Linked DNA regions of Homo sapiens: region 1 is linked to region 2. Evidence: chromatin loops called from intact Hi-C (ENCODE). Cell type or tissue: IMR-90. All regions are shown on one strand. Each heading gives the region's core, and the rest is flanking DNA. Links, peaks and the distances in the headings are about the cores only.

Evidence for each region. Peaks named below come from ENCODE experiments on the same cell type or tissue, not always from the same donor. Only the 100,000 strongest peaks of a DNase experiment are listed, where the experiment ranks them.
Region 1: it touches region 2 in a loop (5-fold over the local background); 14 of 110 quality-filtered maps call a loop at or near these places.

The regions. Positions count from the first base shown.
Region 1 is chr11:47,911,695-47,923,688 of GRCh38, forward strand. No RefSeq gene overlaps it. Among named protein-coding and RNA genes, the nearest start is that of PTPRJ, 63 kb to the right of the region's middle. In IMR-90, for the core only: no CTCF peak of the experiment used is centred there; DNase peaks (open chromatin) are centred at 6,267 and 7,607; H3K27ac peaks cover 2,123 bases.
Region 2 is chr11:47,857,480-47,869,473 of GRCh38, forward strand. No RefSeq gene overlaps it. Among named protein-coding and RNA genes, the nearest start is that of NUP160, 15 kb to the left of the region's middle. RefSeq lists enhancers at 4,246-4,315, 5,701-5,750. In IMR-90, for the core only: no CTCF peak of the experiment used is centred there; DNase peaks (open chromatin) are centred at 4,522 and 5,932; H3K27ac peaks cover 1,191 bases.

The DNA of each region.
Region 1 (11,994 bases), core at 2,606-10,605, 55 kb after region 2:
AGGGAGAAGAGGGCAACAGTGAAAGGTACAGTTTGATGGGGATGATGGAGCATGGATGTTAATATTGGGAAGGCAGGCCAGGCGTGGTGGCTTATGCCTGTGATCCCAGCACTTTGGGAGGCTGAGGTGGGTGGATCACTTAAGGCCAGGAGTTTAAGACCAGCCTGGCCACCGTGGTGAAACCCCATCGCTACTAAAAATAACAAAAATTAGCCATGTATGGTGGTGCATGCCTGTAATCCCAGCTACTTGGGAGGCTGAGTCAGGAGAATTGCTTGAACCTGGGAGGCGGAGGTTGCAGTGAGCAAGAGATCACGCCACTGCACTCCAGCCTGGGTGACAGAGCGAGACTCCATCTAAAAAATATCTCTCTCTCTCTCTCTCTGTGTGTGTGTGTGTGTGTGTGTGTGTGTGTATGTGGAAGGAAGATTAGAAAGAAGACAAAATTTAAAAAAAGAAGGAAAAGAGGCTTTTTTTGTGTAGGGAACAGGAAGCTAATGAAAGTATTTAAGTACTGTGATATGAGCAGTGTAGTAGATAAATTAATCACCAATGTGTGTAAAATGATTAGAATGGAGAGGCCAGAGGTGAGAAGAACATCGAGAGCGTATCACAATAATCTGAAGACCTGACCCAGAGAAACTGCAGTGGGGCTGGAAAGAGAAGAAGGATGTGGAAAAATAAGACCACAGACTAAAGATTTTAGAGTAAGACTTTGTCATTTACTAAAGGTGGCAAGAAGGAAGGAGGGTGCAAGCCAGCCTGAAAGAGCACATTTTATTTATTTTTATTTTTGAGACGGGGGGGAGTCTCACGATATTGCCCAGGCTGGTCTCAAACTCCTGAGCTCAAGCAATCCTCCTGCCTCAGCCTCCCAAAATGTTGGGACTATAGGCATGAGCCACCGTGCCTGGCCAGAGCACACTTTAAATTCTTGGATGATTCCTCTAGGCCAGTAGTCTATCACCATGAAAGACAGATGTAAAATATTAGGCAATTGGGCAGGGTGCCGTGGCTCATGGGAGGCCGAGGCGAGCAGATCAGCTGAGGTCAGGAGTTCGAAACCAGCCTGGCCAACATGGTGAAACCCCGTCTCTACTAAAAATACAAAAATTAGCCGGGTGTGGTGGTGCATGCCTGTAATCCCAGCTACTCAGGAGTCTGAGGCAGGAGAATCTCTTGAAGCTGGGAGGCGGAGGTTGCAGTGAGCCAAGATAGCGACAGTGCACTCCAGCCTGGTCGACAGAGTGAGACTCTGTCTCAAAACAAAACAAGACAAAACAAATGAACAAAAAAGATGAGGCAATTGATCAGAGAAAAATTTTCTTTAGGTACATTGTTGTAGTGCAAACAGATCATGGTGAAATTTTATAATATTGCATAATAGTCTGTGGTGTTGACATACAAGCAAAACGTCAGCAAACTACAGGGGCTGTTTATAAAGAATGCTAACAACCTACTTTTGAAAGGGGTGGCGCAAAACATATGTATCACTCTGTTGAGATTTTAACTTTTCCTCTAACTTGCTGTGTGACTCTGGGTAGGTCGCTTATGGTCTCTGAGCTCATTTTCTCAGCTGTAAAAAAGGGGGAGATAAAGCTTTCCCAGAGTTGTGGTCCTCACCTCATGATCTCACAGGAAAACTCCTTGCTAATTCCTAATAAATAAAAGGTAAATAATAAGTAGAAAAATGAATACATATATTTAAAAATTAGAAATAAAAGGTAAATATGTTTCAAACTTCCTTTCCTCTCTCCTTTCTTTTCTTCTTTCCTAAGTATGCTTTGCGTTTGCAGGCTGGCTTTCCACAGGTGGTTAGTGTTGTCACAGCTTGTTGATAGGTTTCACGTAGAAACCTATGGTTAAGTCACTCATCTGGGTTGGGCGCAGTGCTTCACACTTGTAATCCCAGCACTTTGGGAGGCGGAAGAGGTAAGCTGAGGAGTTCAAGACCAGTCTGGGCAACATGGCAAAACCTCATCTCTACAAAAAATACAAAAATCAGCCAGGCGTGGTGGCATGTGCCTGTGGTCCCAGCTACTTGAGAAGCTGAGGTGGGAGGATCACCTGAGCCTGTGAGGCAGAGGTTGCAGTGAGCCGAGATCGCACCACTGGGATTCAACCTGGGTGACAGAGTGAGACCGCATCTCAAAAAAAAAAAAAAAAAAGTCAGTCTTCCAGGTTCTATCTAGTACAATACCTAGGTTCTCTGATTCTAGGTTCGTCTGCATTACAGAACCAGGATGGCCTTTCTTGGTCCTGTATCTATGATGGGGGAATAAATAAAACACAGTATTTTATTATGGTGATTTGCTTAAGGAGCTAAAAAATACCCATGATTTATAGCAGTGGGGGGTAGGGCAGTGCTCCTAAGTGAGGGAACTGTGGGTGTGGCCAGTGATGACTGACAGGTCTAGAGCAGGGGGATGGTAGGGATGGCTAAAATGCAAGGGAAAGCAATGAGGGCCACAGAAGAAGCATATATGATGTACCATGGCAGGCAAGGGGGCACTATTGTGGATCTAGTGTGTCCTCAGCTCCTAACTTCCCCTCCACTACCACTTATGGAATGCTAAAGACATGTACCATTTCATGCAATTCTTGAAATAACCCTATGAGTAGGTAGAGTATTATGATGTTCATTTGACAGATGAGGAGACTGGAGCTTAGGTCACTTGTCCAAGGTCACAAAGACAATTTTGTGAGTGACAGAGCAAGGACTTGAACCCAGGTTTCATTGTCTCCAGAGCCCATGGTTTTTGTTTTGTTTTGTTTTGTTTTCGTTTGTTTGTTTGTTTGAGACGGAGTCTCACTCTGTTGCCCAGGCTGGAGTTCAGTGGCACAATCTTGGCTCAGTGCAACCTCTGCCTCTCAGGTTCAAGTGATTTTTTGGCCTCAGTCTCTGGAGTAGCTGGGATTACAGGTGCCCACCACCACGCCCGCCTAATTTTTGTCTTTTTAGTAGAGACGGGGTTTCATCATGTTGGCCAGGCTGGTCTCGAACTCCTGACCTCAAGTGATCCACCTGCCTTGGCCTCCCAAAGTGCTAGGATTACAGGCGTGAGCCACCATGCCAGGCCTGGAGCCCATGGTTTTAACTATTGTTCTGTACTGCCCACGCTGGAATTTCTGGGGAAGCCCTCTCTTATCTCTTCTTTTACAGGCACATGATTTATAGCAACCATCCGGAATAGGATGGAGTGAAAAAGGGGACTTGGGAACTATTGTCTCTCCAAGATTACTCAGTTCTTTGATTTCTCCCCTGGGAGCCACGCTGCCTGTCAGCTAGAAGGTACTGGAAGAAATTAGATTGCTCTAGGGTGTTCACTTGTACGCAATTTATTATTTCTAAAGATAAGGCCTAAAGAGACATCTACATTGCATTAGTTTTTTTTTTTCCCAATGAATGAAAGCGGAACGGCATCTGTTTAGTATTTGAGACATGCACCTGGCGCACTTTGATTAAAAGAGAAAAATAAATACTAAAACATAGTAATCCAAAGAATTACCCCCTTTGTGGCTGGCTTACCCACTGCTTTGAGTATGGGACTCAAAGGGGGTAATTTAAATTTGGGGCTGCCAGAAAAGGATGTCCTTGTTCTTTATTAATCAGGAAGACTAAAGATCTCCCTGGGAGAGGGCTTGGATTCTGGCTTATGGTCTAACCCTAGGTCCAGATCTGAAGCTTGGAAAAAGCGCTGAGAATCTGTTAGGGGGTGGGAAAGAAGGAGACATCATCTCATTCAACACCTTCCTCTAATTGTGAAATACACTAAAGCCCAGGGCACTGGATACCTGCCAATTCCCCCCCACTCCCCGTCACCCAACCTGCTCTCCACCCTTTCCATCCTGTCCTGTGTCCTGGGAGGGTGACCCGTATGGCCTGCATCAAGGAGTTCCCTTACCCTCTGGCTTCCGGTTTGGTGAGGCCAAAGGAAAGCACGCACCGGAGATCAAAGGGCAGGAGGAGAGCGAGATGTGAGTATTATTTCCTCAACCGCCTCCCTGCAAGGGCACCCTGGATGAGCTGCATCCCTCCTCTGAAGGCCACGGCCCTTGTCAGGTGGCCTTCTCCATGCAGCTGCCATCTCTGGTCCAAGGAATTGCTTCTCCCTCACTCTTTCAAGGCTGAGGGGGAGCAAGGGCTCCTTGTGGTTACTAGGTACTGCCCTGTCCATTTTGTGCATACATCTTTGTAAATAGCCCCATTATTACACACTAATCAAATTGCCCAATTTGAATGTGCCATCTGTTTCCTGCTGGGACCCTGATGAATATACCCAGAGGGGTTTAATGACTTGCCCAAGGTCTCAGAAGGATTTGATTATACACCAGTGTGTACTAATAAGAAGAAATAAAACTGACATAGTATTTTACAGTTAACAAGGCACTTTAATAACTATAATATCAGGATGCAGGAAAGGTATTAAGCTTTCCACTTAGAGATGAGGAAATTGAATCTTAGAGAAGAGTGGGATTAGCCACAGCTGGTGAGCATCAGCACCATCCTCAGACCCAGTTCCTGGGCTCTGCCTATCATGCTACAGCCCAACCTTCAGGGCAGATAGAATACTAATTCTAATCCCGTGGATAAGAATACTGATTCTTCATTAGTATGACTCCACACCTTGAGCACCAGGAAAACAAATATAGCCAGAGTTCCATCCTCCAGGCCCAGAGCTAATGACGCTACACACGCAATCCAACAACGCTGCGAGGCAAGTGGTATCATCCTCTTTTACAGATGAGGAAAGTAAGGTTCAGAAGGCGAAATATCTCACTGAAAGTCACACAGCTGGGAAGTAGCTGGACTGTGAACCCAGGCCAGCCGGCCTGCTCTTTCTCCTCCCCCACACTGCCTTGAGTGCAGAGATATGGATCTCTGAAGGCACTGCAGGCTGCAGGCCCGACACATCCGCTGTTCTTTCTCCCATCAAACCAGTCCCAACTTGGCTTTCAAACTAACTCTGGGACCTCGGCCCAGCTTTCCTGTTGGGCAGCCAAGGAGGCTTTTACAGATAAAACATGATAGAAAATGGAGCAGAGCTGATTAAGAGTAACAGATAACAAGGCAAGGCATGCAGGCCCTTTGTCTGAGAAAGCCTGAGAAAAATGCAGCTGGGTCAGGGCTGCCTCTGTTGCTACTACTAAGGAGATAGGGGTGCCAGAGGGTATTCTTCAGCTTTGACAAGCATCCCAATCTGCAAGGCTGAAGGGGCCATCTGTCTACCAACTTAGAGGTTAAAAAAAAAAAAAAGGAGTTATGGCTCACACTGTAATCCCAGCACTTTGGGAGGCCGAGGCGGGCGGATCACCTGAGGTCAGGAGTTCGAGATCAGCCTGGCCAACATGGTGAAACCACATCTCTACTAAAAATACAAAAATTAGCCGGGTGTGGTGGTGTGCGCCTGTAATCCCAGCTACCCAGGAGGCTGAGGTAGGAGAATCGCTTGAACCCGGGAGGCAGAGGTTGCAGTGAGCCGAGATCATGCCACTGCACTCCAGCCTGGGCAACAAAGCGAGACTCTGTCTCAAAAAAAAAGACCCTGGGCCATTTGCTATCATAACATAAAAGCAGTCAGGGGCCATTGTTGGCTGAGTACTGACCTGGGTCACCTACTCTCTGCATGGCTTTAAGGACTCACCTCCCCAGTTTGGGCCTTGGTTTCCTTGTCTGAGATATGGAGGAGATGGGTGAATCTTTGCTACTTCTCTTTGCAATCTGTACTTTATGAGTTTAGGAATCTTGAGAAGTTTGTGAGCCTTCCAAGACTTCCCCCTCCTCCCCTGTTAGCAGGATATTGGAGTTATATTGTCGAGGGGTTTACGTCACTCGATTCACATTTTCCTTTTTTTTGGGACAGAGTCTTTCTCTGTCACCCAGGATGCAGTGCAATGGCACGATCTTGGCTCACTGCAACCTTCGCCTCCTGGACTCAAGTGATTCCCATGCTTCAGCCTCCTAAGCAGCTAGGACTACAGGTGCAGGCCATCATGGCCAGCTAATTTTTTCTATTTTTAGTACAGGTGGAGTTTCACCATGTTGGGACAGGCTGGTCTTGAACTCCCGGCCTCAAGTGATCCGCTAGCCTTGGCCTCCCAAAGTGCTGGGATTACAGGCATGAGTCACTGCGCCTGGCTCAGATTCACATTTTCTTCCTTGTTTATTCACATTTGTGAACAGCTGGCCAAAATCAGGCGGTGGCTTGGAGTTGCAGAGGGGGCAGGATTGGACCCAGGACCTTGTCTGTAAAGCACTTCAGCCAGCCTCCAGTCCTTGAGTGGTGCTTTGCAATCTTGTGAAGCATTACATGTGAAAAGCCTATCCAGCCTGCTACCCGCCCCAGACCCTTTACTGGCCAGAGGAATGTGATGCTCCGATTGGCCAACCCTGAGTCACATGCCCACTCTTGGAGCGGAAAGTGAAGTGAACTCCAGGAAATGAATTTCTTTGAGGAGCAGAGCCTGAAAAGGGTGTGTAGCTGGTGCCCTGATAATAAGCCGGGGATGAAGACACCAGAACGAAGGGTAAATGGATGCCAGGTGGCAAAACCACACATGCCCACCCTTCTGGTTGCTAAGCAACATTTTGTTTTTCTGCTCTGGTTCCTCTTCTGTTCTGCAAAGCTCGCCTAGCACAAGGGCTGACCATTCTGGAGTTGGAAGAGGGCCAAACCCAGGGGCCTTGAGTGAAGTGTAAAGAGATCTGGGCTGGAGATTTGGGTTTTAGTCCTGATATTGCCACGTACTTTCTTCCCTCCCTGAGTCTCAGTTTTTTCTTCAGCTGTAAGACGAGGAGACTGAATAGAATCTCTGTGGGGTCCTTGCAATTTACTAGGCTGGGTTCTGGGCAATGTCACAGGCAGTGGGGGCCTCCTGTGCCTCTCATATTATATCTTAGAAGTGAAGGCAGCTTTCTCTGAACATGGGCAATCCCTGCCATGGAACGTGGCTTGCTAGAAAGTGCCTCAATCTTGGCATTAGATGATTTGTTTTGGTTTCTGATCTTAATTTTGTGTTTTTTTTTTTTTGTTTGTTTGTTTTTGAGACTGAGTCTCGCTCATCACCCAGGCTGGAGTGTGGTGGCACGATCTCGGCTCACTGCAACCTCCGCCTCCCGGGCTCAAGCAATTCTCCTGCCTCAGCCTCCTGAGTAGCTGAGACTACAGGCGCATACCACCATGCCCAGCTAAGTTTTGTTTTTAGTAGAGACGGGGTTTCACCATGTCGGCTACGCTGGTCTTGAACTCCTGACCTCAGATGATCCACCCACCTTGGCCTCCCAAAGTTATGGGATTACAGGTGTAAGCCACTGCACCCAGCCCCTGTCCTTAATTTCTGACTCCTCCTAATACCTGTGCAACCCAGGCAAATTACTTAACCTCTCTGAACCTTCTCATATAAAGTAGAGTTAAGGATAATCCCTCAAAAATTGTTGAGAGAATCAAATGAAACAATGGATGTGAAAGTGCTTTGTAAGCCCCAAAGTGCTGTGCAAATGGAGGGCCCATCCACCCAGGGTCCCTGTCTCCCAGGCCATTGTGGTTCTGGGACTTGGTGCTCCTGAGAAAAGGCTAGTGCCCACATTCAATGAGCATGAGTCATTCCACAGTGCATGTCTTTTAGTTGTATTTATTCTAAACCTTGTGTTTCTGCGTGTAAGTGCCACATCAGGGGGTGACCTGAAGCAACTGTGAGGATGGGTGAAAAACAAAGGTCACTGATTATTCCAAATTTTGCACAATCTATCCTGGAGTCTTGGTCTGGGGGCCCAGGACCCAGCAGCTGGCAGTGAGGGAGCAGGAAGCCAGGCCCTGCCCTTCTTTTCTGAGCATTCTGTCCCTCCGAGCAAGCCTTTGGACAGAAGCCTCCCTCTGACCTGTCTAGTGGGGCTGGGATAGCTGCATCCACTCTGATACCTCACAGTCATCTCAAATTAACATGTATGTTTTAGGAAGCTGGGGAGGGAGGATCACTTGAAGCTAGACGTTCAAGACCAGCCTGGGCAACAAAGTGAGACCCTGACTCCACTAAAAATTTAAAAATTAGCTAGGTGTGGTTGTGTGCACCTGTAGTCCAAGCTACTCAAGCAGCTGAGGTGGGAGGATTGCTTGAGCCCAGGAGTTTGAGACTGCAGTGAGCTATGATCACACCACTGTACTCCAGCCTAGGTGATAGAGTAAGATCCTATCTCTAAGAAAAAAAAATTAACACCTTCAAAATAGATCTCTTGATCTTGGTCCTCACCTCCAAGATCAGTTTTCACCCAGTTTTGTAAATGTCACCTACAGCCGTTCAGTCTCTCATGCCAGATACCTGTGACCCTGAACATCTCTCTCTTTTATCCTGCCACAATCCATCATTAAATCCTAACTATTGGCCAGGCGCGGTGGCTCACACCTGTAATCCCAGCACTTTGGGAGGCTGAGGCGGGCAGATCACAAGGTCAGGAGATCGAGACCATCCTGGCTAACACGGTGAAACCCTGTCTCTATAAAAATACAAAAAATTAGCTGGGCCTGGTGGCGGGTGCCTGTAGTCCCAGCTACTCCGGAGGCTGAGGCAGGAGAATGGCATGAACCAGGGAGGCGGAGGTTGCAGTGAGCCGAGATCGCGCCACTGCACTCCAGCTGGGGGATAGAGCGAGACTCCATCTCAAAAACAAAAAACAAACAAACAAAAAACCTAACTCTTCCCCCTCTAAAGCATACTTCAATTCCACTCATTTTTTCCCATTCCCATTACTACTACCCCTGTCTGAGACACTGCCATTTCTTACCTAACTAGTAACTTGTAGCTAGTTTTTCCATTTGGGGTCCTGTTCCATTCCTCCAAGAGGAAATCTGCGGTTGAAGACACTAGTAAGAAGGGTAAATGGATGCCAGGTGGCAAAACCACACTTCCCCACCCTTCTGGTTGCTAAGCAACATTTTGCCTTTCAGTTCTAGCTAGTCTTCTGTTCCTCAAAGCTCTTCTAGTACAAGGGCTGACCTTTCTGTAGTTGGAAGAGGGCCGAACCTAGGAGACATTGAGTGAAGTAGAAAGAGAGCTAGGATGGAGATTTGGGTTTTATTCTTGGTTTCCCAAATGTAAATCTGATGGCATTACAGTCCCTCTTACAAGTCTTCGAAGACTGATACATTTGGAATGACACCCAAGGTCCCCAGTGTGGCCTGCAGAACCCTGTATGGTCTGGCCCTGCCCACCTCTTCAGACCCCGCCTCCTCTTACTGCATACTCCCCATTTTTCATTTTTCCTGACACTCCAGCCACTGGCCTTTTTTTTTTTGAGATGGAGTCTCGCTCTGTCGCCCAGTCTGGAGTGCAGTGACGCGATCTCAGCTCACTGCAACCTCTGCCTCCTGGGTTCAAGCAATTCTTCTGCCTCAGCCTCCTGAGTAGCTGGGATTATAGGTGCATGCCACCATGCCAGGCTAATTTTTGTATTTTTAGCAGAGACAGGGTTTCATCATGTTGGCCAGGATGGTCTCGATGTCCTGACCTCGTGATCCATCTGCCTCGGCCTCCCAAAGTGCTGAGATTACAGGCATGAGCCACCACGCCCGGCCTGCCACTGGCCTTTGTCCATTTCATGAAGAGGCCACATTCCTGCACATGCCAACATCCCACAGTGCTTTCCGCTACTGGGTCTGCTCTTCCTCCTTTTTGCACATAGCTGCTTCTACTTATCTTTTAGATCTCAGCTGAAAAAGCTCAGGTTATCAGAGTCCTTCCCCAATCATACTAGCCAAGTAGTTCTCCTGCCCTTCCCCACCTCTGTCCAGGTACTCTCTTTTGGCAGTCTTTGTTTTCTTCATAACCCTTACCACAATTCATATTTATCATTGTGTTCATTTAGTTGCTTATTGCCTAGCTCCACTAAGTGCTCAATAAATATCTCTCTTTTTTTTTTTCTTTTTGGCTGGGTGTGGTGGCTCACACCTGTAATCCCAGCACTTTGGGAGGCTGAGGCAGGGGGATCACTTGAGGCCAGGAGAAGTCAGGAGTTTGAGACCAGCCTGGGTGACATAGCAAGACCTCATCTCTACTAAAGATATAGATATAGATATATATAGATATATATCTATATCTGTATATATATACACATACACACACACACACACACACACATATATATATATTTTTTTAGAGACAGGGTCTCACTCTATCACCCAGGCTGGAGTGCAGTGTTATAATCACAGCTTGCTGTAGCCTCGACCTCCTAGGCTCAAGTGATCCTCCTACCTCTGCCTCCTGAGTAGCTGGGACCCCAGGTGTGCACTACCATGCCTGGCTAATTTTTTTTTTTTTTTACACAGAGCCTTGCTCTGTCACCCAGGCTGGAGTGCAGTGGCACGGCCTTGGCTTACTGCAACCTCCACCTCCCAGGCTCAAGCAATTCTTCTGCCTCAGCCTCCCAAGTAGCTGGCACCTGCCACTGCCACTGCACCTGGCTAATTTTTGTATTTTTATTAGAGACAGGGTTTCACCATGTTGGCCAGGCTGGTCTCAAACTCCTGACCTCAGGTGATCTGCCTGCCTCGGCCTCCCAAAGTGCTGGGATTACAGATGTGAGCCACTGCGCCCGGCCTTTTTTTTTTGTAGAGATGGAGTCTGTAAATATTTATTGAATGACAGAGCAAACAACAAAAATTAAAGACTCTGCTTCTGTGTCTTCTTTGGAAGATTTTCCTCAAAGATGCTACACTGTGAACCACTAATTCTGAGCACCCCATGGGACCAGGAATAAAGAGAGATGCTGGCACAAGAAATGGTAACTGGCCTACCTCCCTTCTCTAGCCCTAAGAGTACCCACCCAGTGCTGAAGGGGCTTGTGATGCCTTCTCTCCCTTCTCTCTGCAGTGGGATAAAGTGCCTGGCTGTATATCAAGTTAGTAGGCTGGCCTATCTCCCTCTGTTGCCCAGGCTGCAGTGTAGTAGCATGATCTCTGCTCGCTGCAGTCTTGACCTCTCAGGTTCAAGTGATCCTCCTGCCTCAGCATCCCCAAGTAGCTGGGACTACAGGCATGCACCACCATGCCAGGTTAGGTTTTTTTTTTAAATTTTTTGTAGACATGAGGTTTCACCATGTTGCCCAGGCTGGTCTCAAACTCCTGGGCTCAAGCGATTCGCCTGCCATGGCCTCCCAAACTGCTAGGATTATAGGCGTGAGCTACTGAGCCCAGACTCCCTGTCTGCTCTGTTGACCCTGACCGTGGCCTTCCCTCCCACACATCCACAGGTGCAAGTGCCTGGATCCTCAAGCCCTTCTGAAATGGCTTTCAGGCTGGGTGCAGTGGCTTGTGCCTGTAATCATAGCTACTTCAGGAGGCTGAGGTGGGAGGATCACTTGAGCCCAGGAGTTTGAGGCTGTAGTGAGCCGTGATCATGCCACTGCACTCCAGCCTGGGCAAGAGAGAGAGAGAGAGAGAGAGAGAGAGAAAGAGACCTTGTCTCTAATAATAAATAAATGAATAAATAAATAAATAAATACATAAAATGGCTTTTAGGAAAGGATCCCATACATTTTGGCACACTGGTGAATAAGAACAGGCTGTATATGCCGGGTGCGGTGGCTCACGCCTGTACTCCCAGCACTTTGCGAGGCTGAGGCAGGTGGATCACTTGAGGTCAGGGGTTTGAGAGCAGCCTGGCCAACATGGTGAAACCCCATCTCTACTAAAAACACAAAAATTAGCCAGGTGTGGTGGACACCTGTGGTCCTAGCTACTCAGTAGGCTGAGGTGGGAGAATCCCTTGAACCCAGGAGGCAGAGTTTGCAATGAGTCGAGATCGCACCACTGTACTCCAGCCTGGGTGATAGGTCAAGACTCTGTCTCAAAAAAAAAAAAAAAAAAAGAAAAGAAAAGAAAAACAATGGACTCAATATGTTTCATAACAAACTAAAATAATAAGCTAGGATACTTGAGGTGACAAAGGAGTTTTGTGACACTTCCTACAGGACTGACTATGTAACTTACAGGGCCTGGAACA
Region 2 (11,994 bases), core at 1,440-9,439:
GTGCTGGCATTACAGGTGTGAGCCACTGTGCCTGGCCTCAGAAGTGCTTTTTAATATAAAAGTGTACAATACAATTAAGAGGCTAGAAATTCAGATATTTGAGTAGAGATTCTCACCTATATCTAGACCATCTTGAAGTTGCACCCACTTCAAACCCTCCCTTCTCATTCGGTTCTGTCTTAAAACCTCAGGGCTATCACTTCCTTTGTTGCTGCATGATCATGGGCAATGCCAATCAATGTGCTCACGTCTTTATGTCTTTCTCTGCAAAATAATGATGGCAATAAATATCAGTTGAGAGATTTTTGCAGTCTGTTTCATTCTTTTCTCTTTTCATCTGCTCCTGAGAGTTTTTTTTTTTAATATCCTTCTCCTGTGCTACCCCTACAAAGAATAAAAAGCTTCAAATCATAAAAATAGGATGAGTTTTTAGAAGTATCACTCCTTCCTCATTTTGCCTGCCAAGTTTCAATTTGGTGCAGGTGCCGAAAGATGTTTATAGGCAAATAAAATAAGTCACTTCCACGTCTCAGAGCAAGGATGCTCAGTGACCCGAATAGGGGTTAGAACTTTGATGAGAGGCTCCAGTTTGAGGTCAGAGGCCAATGCTTTTCCAAACCCCCAGACTTTAGTCTTGTTTTGGCTTGCATTTGTCACTGCCCAAATCTTGCAAGAATTTCTGGCAATTAAATTAGTCAAAATGTGTGACTACAATTTCAGAGCTGGCAAAGCCTCTATGGGCAGCCACAGGTCCACACCCAGTGATTGTTTATATTTCTCTCGCATCCTCCAGGATCTTGCTTACGCACCAGTTTCTCTTGAGTAACGGTATGTGGAGCCAAGTCAGTAACGGTAATATTCCTTGTCTGCCTCCTTGGGCTGGTCCTGACGCTGGCCTCGACAATGCCAGGCTCTGGAACTATTTGTTTCTGAATTCCAGCCAAGAAGTCTAACAATTCTCTCCTTTCCTTTCCATCGCCCTCTTCTTCCTTACTAATGCCAAGTCTGGGATTTTCCTTGTCTAAAGACCACAGGGGCAAGGAAATGAACTTTCTTGGGATACCACAGACCACTTAACAGAAAATGTGCCCTTTGTTCTCATTCAAATGCCTTTTCCTTAAATGATATTTCTTTTCTTTTTTTTGAGACAGAGTCTTGCTCTGTCACCTAGGCTGGAGTGCAGTGGCATGATCTCAGCTCACTGCAACCTCTGCCTCCCAGGTTCAAGCGATTCTCCTGCCTCAGCCTCCCGAGTAGCTGGGATTACAGGCGTCCACCACCATGCCTGGCTAATTTTTGTGTTTTTAGTAGAGGCAGGGTTTCACCATGTTGGCCAGGCTAGTCTCCAACTCCTGACCTCAGGTGATCCCCCCGACCTTGGGCTCCCCAAATGCTGGGATTACAGGCATGAGCCACCGTGCCCGGCCTCCTTAAATGATATTTCTAAGGTTTCCTCAGATCTATCTGCACTAACTACTTGATTTTTCCTAGGTGCCTGTCAGAAGACTAAAAGGAGGCATTGGAATTCTGAATTTTCTGATTAGAAAGCAGTAGCTCACCGTAATCCCAGCACTTTGGGAGGCTGAGGTGGGTGGATCATTTGAGGTCAGGAGTTTGAGACCAGCCTGGCCAAAATGGTGAAACCCCGTCTCTACTAAAAATACAAAAAATAGCCGGGTGTGATGGCAGGCACCTGTAATCCCAGCTACTTGGGAGGCTGAGGCAGGAGAATCTCTTGAATCTGGGAGATGGAGGTTACAGTGAGCCAAGATCATGCCACTGCACTCCAGCCTGGGTGACAAAGCAAGACTCTGACTCAAAAAAAAAAAAAAAAAAAAAAGGCCAGGTGCGGGGGCTCACCCTTGTAATCCCAGCACTTTGGGAGGCCAAGGCGGGTGGATCATGAGGTCAGGAGTTCAAGACCAGCCTGACCAACATGGTGAAACCCAGTCTCTACTAAAAATACAAAAATTAGCCAGGTGTAGTGGTGTGTGCCTGTAATCCCAGCTACTTAGTAAGCTGAGTCAGGAGAATTGCTTGAACCCGGGAGGCGGAGGTTGCAATGAGCTGAGATCATGCCACTGCACTCCAGCCTGGGCGACAGAGTGAGACTCTGTCTCAAAAAAAAAAAAAAAAAAGAAAGGAGTACCTCAAAAAGAAAAAGTGATTTGCCCAGGCATTTAGTCAGGCAATTCTATTAGTTGTGTCTGAATCCATTCTTTAAACATTTTAAAATGCTTTTAGCTCCTAGCAACCATATCCAAAACAAAGGAAGCAAACCCTTGTATTTACCTACAGGAAATAGAAAGATGCAGGTCTGGCTGTTGATCACTGATTCCACCATGAGCCAGAAAATTTTACTTCATTTGGCCAAACCCCGGGACAGTTCAGTAGGGATTGCTGTTGACACAAATAGGGGTTCCAGTTCCCACTGTTAACTAACCACTTGGCCTTGGCAAGTCACTTCATTTCTCTGGGCCTCAGTTTCCTCATCTGTAAAATGAGGCCTCTGGGCTTCATGATCTCTTAGGTTTCCTGGTTCACAACTAGGAAAATGCTAAGATAAAGGTATAGGTATAAACATCTTTAAAAAGTCAGAAAAACATCTATAACATTTCAAAAGAACAATCTCTAGTGGATAAAAATATGTGTACAGTACAGTTGACTCAGCAATTTCACTCAGAGTTTTATCCTAAGGAAACAATCACAGATATGCTTCAAGATACAAGGATTGACGGGCGTGGTGGCTCATGCCTATAATCCCAGCACTTTGGGAGGCCAAGGCGGGTGGATCACCTGAGGTCAGGAGTTCGAGACTAGGCTGGCCAACATGGTGAAACCCTGTCTCTACTAAAAATACAAAAAAATTAGCCGGGTGTGGTGGCACGTGCCTGTGATCCCAGCTGCTCAGGAGGCTGAGGCAGGAGAATCGCTTAAACCTGGGAGGCGGAGGTTGCAATGAGCTGAAATCGCGCCACTACACTCCAGCCTGGGCAACAGAGCGAGACTCAAAAACAAACAAAAAACAAGGATGACTGTCACAGTGTTTGCTTTTTTTCCCAAAATAAACATTTAATTTTAGAATAGGTTTAGATTTACAAAGAAATTGTAAAGGTAGTACAGAGATTTCCCGTATACTCCATCTATTCTCTCTCCCCAGCTCCCCTATTGTTAACAGTTTATGTTAGTATTGTCAGAGGCGTTCGAAACAGAGCGACTCCATTTTGAGTGAGGGCTGGAAAAATGAGGCCAGGACTTGCTGAGCTACATTCTCAGAAAGTTAGGCATTCCTAACCTCTAGATGTTTACGGCTAAGGGGACAAATTAATAATGCTTACTGAACAGACCCAGACTTGGGAGTGTCCAGATATCCCGATATCTGGAGAACAAAGGCATTCCTAATTTTGCTTTAAAGATAATAATATTGATTTTTGAAAAATATAGTAATTAAAAAAACTTAATCCTTTATCACAAACCCTTGTAGCAGAGCACATCTCCCCATATATACAAGCTTTGTACCTAGGGTGGATGCGTTCCTCCTCTTACTTTTGGGAACATCCTACTCTGTCTATGGAGTAGCTGTCCTTTCACCACTTTACTTTCCTAATACACTTGTTTTTGCTTTGCACTGCGGACTCACCCTGAAGTCTTTCTTGTGTGAGATCCAAGAACCCTCTCTTGGGGTCTGGATCGGGACCCCTTTCCTATCTGTAACAGTATGAAACATTGGTCACAACTAATGAACCAATACATATATATATATATTTTTGAGACAGAGTCTCGCTCTGTCACCCAGGCTGGAGTGCAGTGGCCTGATCTCGGCTCAGTGCAATCTCCACCTCCCTGATTCAAGCAATTCTCCTGCCTCAGTCTCCAGAATAGCTGGGATTACAGATGCCTGCCACCATGCCTGGCTAGTTTTTGTATTTTTAGTAGAGATGGGGTTTCACCATTTTGGCCAGGCTGGTCTTGAATTCTTGACCTCAAGTGATCTGCCCACCTCAGCTTCCCAAGGTGCTGGGATTACAGGCATGAGCCACCATGCCCAAACTAATAAACCAATATTGATACAGTATTATTAACTAAAATCCATACTTTTTTTCCCCCAATTTTAAGAGACAAGGTCTCATTCTGTCGCTCAGACTGGAGTGCAGTGGCATGATCATAGCTCACTGCAGCCTCAATCTCCCAGGCTCAAGTGATCCTCCCGCCTCAGCCTCCTGGGTAGCTGGGACTACAGGCACATGCCACCATGCCTGGCTAATTTTTAAATGTTTTGTAGAGATGGAATCTCTCTATGTTGCCCAAGCTAGTCAGGAATTCCCCTTGACAGTTTTGAGAAGTACTGAACAAGTATTTTGTAGAATGTCTTTTGTCTGATTTTTCTCTTAAAAAATCATGATTAGATTAGGGTTATGAGAGGAAGACCACAGAGGTAAAGTGCCATTCTTGTCCCAGCACAGCAGCAGGGGTACATGCTGTCTGCGTGACTTTTCGCTGATTATGTTAAGCTTAGTCACTTAGCTGAGGTAGTGTTTGCCAGATTTCACTGAGCTTTTTTTTTTTTGAGGCGGAGTCTCACTCAGTCTGTCACCCAGGCTGGAGTGCAGTGGTGCGATCTCAGCTCACTGCAACCTCTGCCTCCTGGGTTCCAGCGATTCTTCTGCCTCAACGTCCTGAGTAGCTGGGATTAAAGGTGTGTGCCACCACACCTGGCTAATTTTTGTATTTTTAGTAGAGACAGGGTTTCACCATGTTGGCCAGGCTGGTCTCGAACTCCTGACCTTGTGATCCGCCTGCCTCGGCCTCCCAAAGTGCTGGGATTACAGGTTTGAGCCACGGCGCCCAGCCTCACTGTGCTATTTTTTTAAAATAAAAAAAGTTCTCAAGCAAACTATAGGTCAATAGAGGACTTTAAACTCCATGGGGGCAAGATCTTTGCCTGCTTTGCTCACCACTGTGTATCCAGTGCTGAGCACATTTCTGACAAATAGTAGGTGTTAATTAGAATTTGTTGAAAGAGGGTCAGGCATGGTGGCTCACGCCTGTAATCCCAGCACTTTAAGAGGCCGAGGCGGGTGGATCACCTGAGGTTAAGAGTTTGAGACCAGTTGGCCAACATGGTGAAACCCCGTCTCTACTAAAAGTACAAAAATTAGCTGGGCGTGGTGGTGCATGCCTGTAATCCCAGCTACTTGGGAGGCTGAGGCAGGAGAATCGCTTGAACCTAGGAGGCAGAAGTTGCAGTGAGTCGAGATCATGCCACTACACTCCAGCATGGGCCACAGAGCGAGACTCGTCTCAAAAAAAAATAAAAGAATTTGTTGAATGAAAAAGTGGGAAGATAAATAAATTAACTTCTCCAATATGATGGAATACTGGCAATTATCATAAACATTTGATGATGTGAAAAAATGTAAAGTATTTATTGCTCAGTGAACAAAACAATTAGAAAACAATTTCTATACATTCAGTTTTCTATGAAGTGTGTTTGTGTGTGCAGAAAAATAACTAGAAGAATGTTGTCAACATGTTAACAGTGGTCGTTGGTTATTGCTGGGTGGGAAGGGAATGGGGATTTTTATTTTTTTCTTTGTTCCATATTTTTAAAAATTGTCACAATAAAAAGGAATTACTTTTTGAATCAGAAAAAGGAATAAAAATGGAGAAAAGTTTTAAACTTCAAAAAGATTCCCGAGCAAGGAAAACAGATATTCCAATACAATACTCAGCAACCACGTTATTTAGCCATGTATTAGTATCTGTGAAGGAACTGAAATCAGTGGTGCAGTGCAGAGAGGGTGTTGTCCTCAAAGTTCTGCAGTTTCTAGGAAACAGGGTACACTAGGCACCATCTGTTTCTGATTTAGAGCATTAGAGTTACAAGATCATAAGCCGTATCTTTGTTACTCTCATAACAAATTGTTTAAAGTTAAAAAAAAAGAGTAAAGAGCAAAACCAAATGCACAGGATGCCAGAGTGAATGGCATTATTGTATCATTTGCTTTCTCTTCCCAGGGGCTTTGCATTTTAAAAACACATGTTGTGGTTTTTCTGTGATTATCTTTCCACTTCCTGTGTTGTATCTCCTTACTGTAAATATCCTTTTGTATAGTCATGCTTTTTTCCCCTTGCGTCTTACATGTGTGTCTTTCTTAATATTCACTTTCTCCAGTCTTCTACTGTTTATTTTCCCTAATACTAATTTGTATGAGTCCATTGGTATTTTTATTCTCCAACAAGATTTTTTTAGAACCCTGGTTTCAAATCCTAGTCCCATCTTTTATTAACTGTATGGTCTGGGGGAAATTGCATAATTTCTCTGAATGTTTCCCGCTGAAAATAAGGACAATATTAGGTAACCAATGGGAGTATTGCAAGGATTAAATGAGTTTAATATAAATACATAGAGGATCTAGCCTAGGGATGGGCACAAACATGGCACTTAACCCTTGGTATCTTTTCCTTCCTTCTCTCCTTCTGTGTATCCTCTAATACTATGTCTCGAGTTATCTTTCTAAAACACCAACACATACTAAAGGGTCAAGTCTAACCTTAGCAGGTTTTCAGGGTCCTCCTCAAATAAGCCCCAACCCATCTTTGTGGTCTTACTACCTTCTGGGCACATTCCTTATACACATTACTCTCCAACCACACAAATTACTAGCTGTTGCCTAAATATATGTTACTGTTTCTTCTCTCCCTGACTTTGCAAGTGCCATTTTCTGTGTCTGCAAGTCTTTCCTGCTCCTATCTGACAAACTCCTTTGCAAAGCCTTCTCTGACAGCTTGAGGCCCCCATGCTTCCCTCTGACCATAGTAATTTGTTCAAATCTTTACGAATACAATTCCTTATTCAAGTGTCTGTATCATTCACTCACGTATTCGACAAATACTTACCCAGCTGCTACTATGTGCCAGGCAAATTCTGGTGGGAGTGCAAATTCTGGTGGAATTGTGAGATTCCATAAAGGCAGGGGTCCTGTCCTGTCTTGGTGTTTAGCACTGGCGAAAAGCAAGCACTCAGTATTTGTTTGTTGAATGTTGAATAAAATGAGAGCTTTTTTCTTCAATAGTCAAACTGAAAATTATAATGCTACCAAACACTTCCTCAAAGATAAAGGGCACATTTTCTTTTACATGTAACATATTATTGTGTTTATTAACACTTCCAGGGGGCTCAGAAATATTCCTTTGCTTCAAATGTTCTCCATCTGGAAGAGTTTAGCTAATTAAACCAAAGACTACAGATGAGTTGGCCCAATTTATCTCCAGGATGAAATCCTTTTTTTCCTCCAGAGAATTCCTCAGATAAATATCAAGGGTCAATGTTACTTTTAGTAACATACAGTTTTTGAAAGTCTTAAAAATGTTTTAAATTTCTAAATTCGGTTTAAAAATACTTTTGAAAATCTTATTTTTAGTTTAAATTTACCAGTGAACTTTAGTCTACACAAAAGCATTTGTTTTGACTCGAAATGATGCCAAATCACCAACTGGTGAATAAATTGGTAATTAATCTACAAAAGGGAAGTTAGAAAAAAATTCTTTCTCTTCCCCTCCGCCTTTTTTTTTTTTTTTTGGTAAGTTTAGATCCCTGTTAGCGATGATATTCTGTGCAGATTGAAAGCTGACTCAGAGAAAGCTATTATTATCCTTCCTTTTTCAGGGTTTAAAGTTTTCATTATTAACATTTGCCGACATTTTTTAGCTTTCATTCTCGTCCTTACCCTGTTCCCTTCTCCATTCCCTTCTAATGTGTAGAAACATGTGAGCCCTGTTTTCTTGGATTCATTTGGATCTCCCTTTGTGCACTTAACAGGACAATTATGAAAATTCATGTGCTGATTACATGCTGATTTTTTTGAGCTTCAGAATGAAAACACTGTAGGCCAGTCGTGATGGATCATGCTTGTAACCCCAGCACTTTGGGATGCCAAGGCAGGCGGATCACCCGAGGTCAGGAGTTTGAGACCAACCTGGCCAACATGGTGAAACCCCATCTCTATTAAAAATACAAAAATTAGCTGGGTGTGGTGGTGGGCGCCTGTAATCTCAGCTACTCAGAAGGCTGAGGCAGGAGAATCACTTGAACCTGGGAGGCGGAGGTTGCAGTGAGCTGAGATCACGCCACTGCACTCCAGTCTGGGCAACAACAGTGAGACTCTGCCTCAAAAAAGAAGAAAAAAAGGAAAAGAAAAAGAAAACACTGTATAACTTCAAATTAACATCAATTAAATAATGTCCACAATAGCTGAGTTTTATTTATGTAAATTTAGTTATTCAGCTAAGCTGAATTTTTTTTCTCTAGTTGGAGACAATTTATCCATCTCCTGGGTTATATCATGAGATTTAAACTGATGGGCCCTGATAGGAAGAAGCTAAATTAGATTTTAATCAAAGAGATACTATGCAAAACTTGGTAGTGAAGAAAGGAAATCTAATGTCCAATACTGCCATCCTTGCCAGGCAATGTCCTTGTATGTAGAACTGACTCAACAGAATTTTCTTTTTTTTTTTGAGACAGAGTTTCATTCTTGTTGCCCAGGCTGGAGTGCAGTGGCGTGATCTCAGCTCACTGCAACCTCCGCCTCCCGGGTTCAAGCGATTCTCCCACCTCAGCCTCCCTAGTAGCTAGGATTACAGGCATGCACCACCACCCCTGGCTAATTTTGTATTTTTAGTAGAGACAGGGTTTCTCCATGTTTGTCAGACTGCTCTCGAACTCCTGACCTCAGGTGATCCACCTGTCTCAGCCTCCCAAAGTGCTGGGATTACAGGCATGAGACACCGTGCCTGGCCGGAATTTTCTTTTTCCTTTTTTTTTTTTTTGAGATGGAGTCTCGCTCTTGTTGCCCAGGCTGGAGTGCAGTGGTGCGATCTCGGCTCACTGCAACCTCTGCCTCCCGGGTTCAAGGGATTTCCCTGCCTCAGCCTCTCGAGTAGCTGGGACTATAGGCGTGTGCCACCAGGCTTGGCTAATTTTTTGTATTTTAGTAGAGACAGGGTTTCACCATGTTGGTCAGGATGGTCTTGATCTCCTGACCTCGTGATCAACCCACCTCGGCCTCCCAAAGTGCTTGGATTACAGGCGTGAGCCACTGCGCTCAGCCCAGAATTTTCTTAAAAGCTAAAAGCACGCAGGGGTAGGTTGGAGAGAGAATTTTCGAGAGTGAAACAGAACACAGAATTTTTTAGAGTGAAACTACTCTGTATGATGCTATGATGGTAGATACATGTCAAAACTCACAGAATATTCCACTTGAGGCCATGAGTTCAAGACCAGCCTGGCCAGCATGGTGAAACCCCGTCTCTACTACAAATACAGAAATTAGCTGAATGTGGTGGCGTGCAACTGTAATCCTAGCTACTTGGGAGCTTGAGGCAGGAGAATCGCCTGAACCTGGGAGGCAGAGGTTGCAGTGAGCCGAGATTGTGCCACTTCAACCTGGGCTATAGAGCAAGACTGCGTCAAAAAAAAAAAAAAAAAAAGCTAAAGTCAGTATGGGGTCAAAGAACCTACAGAAGTTCATCTGGCTCCATTTAAATGAGGCCTTCTTTGAGTGCTCGTTCACATCCTATTCAACCCTCTTTTACATGCCCTCCTGGGACTGTCTCTCAGCCTTTCCCAAGACTGTCTTCCTCCTTCCAAATTCTTCTTCTTTTTTTTGAGACGGAGTCTCGCTCTGTTGCCAGGCTGGAGTGCAGTGGTGCAATCTCGGCTCAATGCAACCTCCACCTCCCAGCTTCAAGTGATTCTCCTGCCTCAGCCTCCTGAATAGCTGGGACTACAGGCATATGCCACCATGCCCAGCTAATTTTTGTATTGTTAGTAGAGATGGGGTTTCGCCATGTTGGCCAGGATGGTCTTGATCTCTTGATCTTGTGATCCGCCCACCTTGACCTCTCAAAGTATTGGGGGGATTACAGCATGAGCCACCGTGCCCTGCCCTCTTTTTTTTTTTTTTGAGGCAGGGTCTTGCTCTGTTGCCCAGGCTGAAGTGTGGTGGTGCAATCTCAGCTCACTGCAACCTATGCCTCTCAGGCTCAAGCCATCCTTCTACCTCAGTCTCCTGAGTAGCTGGGGCTACAGGCATGCACCACCACACCTGGCTAATTTTCATATTTTTTGTAGAGATGGGGTTTCGCCATGTTGCCCAGGCTGGTCTCGAACCCCTGAGCTCAAGTGATTCACCTGCCTCGGCCTCCCAAAGTGCTGGGATTACAGGTGTGAGCCACTGCACCCAGCCCCCATTCTTCTTTGTGGGGACAAAAAGGTCAAACAAGGACAAGGGTTAGGGAATGGCTGGGGAATTCAGATAATTGAGTTAAACAGATAGGTTCTTTGGTCACCATAGCTTCAAATAATAGATTTGATCAAATCCTGAATGGTGTTTGGCATTTTATAGGACCTCAAAAGTTTGGATAGCTGTCACCACACACTTTTCTCATTCCTCTTCTCTAAGGCCCCCATAGCATTTCCTCGGAAATCATTCTATTCATCCTTTATTCCCTGGTAGTGTCAGAGGAGATTAGTCACTTTTTCCAGCCTCTGGCAGAAATGCTTCTGCTAACTTGTGCCTTGGTATTATAAGGAAGGTCCATGAAATTCATCACTGTGCTTTGAGAAAGATGTTATTGACCGGGCACCATGGCTCATGACTATAATCCCTTTGAGATCAGCCTGGACAACATGGCAAGACCCCGTTCTCTACAAAAGATAGAAAAATTAGCCAGGTGTGGTGGTCCTGTAGTCCCAGCTACTTGGGAGGCTGAGGTGGGAGGATGGAAGCCCAGGAGGCAGAGGTTGCAATGAGCCGAGATTGAGTCACTGCACTCCAGCCTGGATGATAGAGCCAGACCCTTTCTCAAAAAAAAAAAAAAAAAAAAAAAAAAAAAAAAAGCTGGGGTGCAGTGGCTAAAGCCTGTAATCACAGTATTTTGGGAGGCCGAGGCAGGTGGATCACCTGAGGTCGGGAGTTTGAGACCAGCCTGACCAACATGGAGAAACCCCATCTCTATAAAAATACAAAATTAGCTGGGTGTGGTGGCACATACCTATAATCCCAGCTACTCAGGAGGCTGAGGCAGGAGAATCGCTTGAACCTGGCAGGCAGAGGTTGCGGTGAGTTGAGATCACGCCTATGCACTCCAGCCTGGGCAACAAGAGGGAAACTCCGTCTCAAAAAAAAAAGAGAAAAAAAGGTATTAGGGAAATTCCTTTGGGAGGACTCATGGGAAAGATTATAGCTCTAGAAGAATTGTGCTACACCTATGCAACTGATATGTTTATCCTTTAGAGACTATGCATTTTGTACCTCATCTGATTTCTCCCTTTGTGTTGATTACCAGGAGTTTCTTTTCTTCTTCTTATACTTTTTTGAGATGGAGTCTCGCCCTGTCACCCAGGCTGGAGTGCAGTGGTGCAATCTCAGCTCACTGCAACTTCCGTCTCCCCAGTTTAAGCGGTTCTCCTGCCTCAGCCTCCCTAGTAGCTGAGATTACAGGCATGCATCACCATGCCCAGCTAATTTTTATATTTTCTGGTAGAGATGGGGTTTCACCGTGTTGGCCAGGTTGGTCTCAAACTCCTGACCTCAAGTGATCCACCTGCCTCGGCCTCCCGAAGTGCTGGGATTACAGGCATGAGCCATTGCACCTGGCCTTACCAGGAGTTTCCGAGTCAACTTTTATGCCATCTATAGCAAAAACTTCATGACTTGCATCTTACCTCTATACCTTTACTTTCCCTTTGCTATGTGGTTTCTGTTTCAAATTTATTTTATCTTGCTATAGTGTTTGTATAAGTGGCCTTTAGATTATTCTTGTAAGAAGATAGGGTATAGATAAATAAGTAAAATAGACATTTGTAGATAAGAAAATCCAGAGAAAAGTGAGTTCTTTAAGGCAGCAGATAGCTCCATTGATAAAACCTAGGCTTGCCACAGATTACCCACAGTACAGTGAAGATTATATTAGAAAATGCAATGCCCT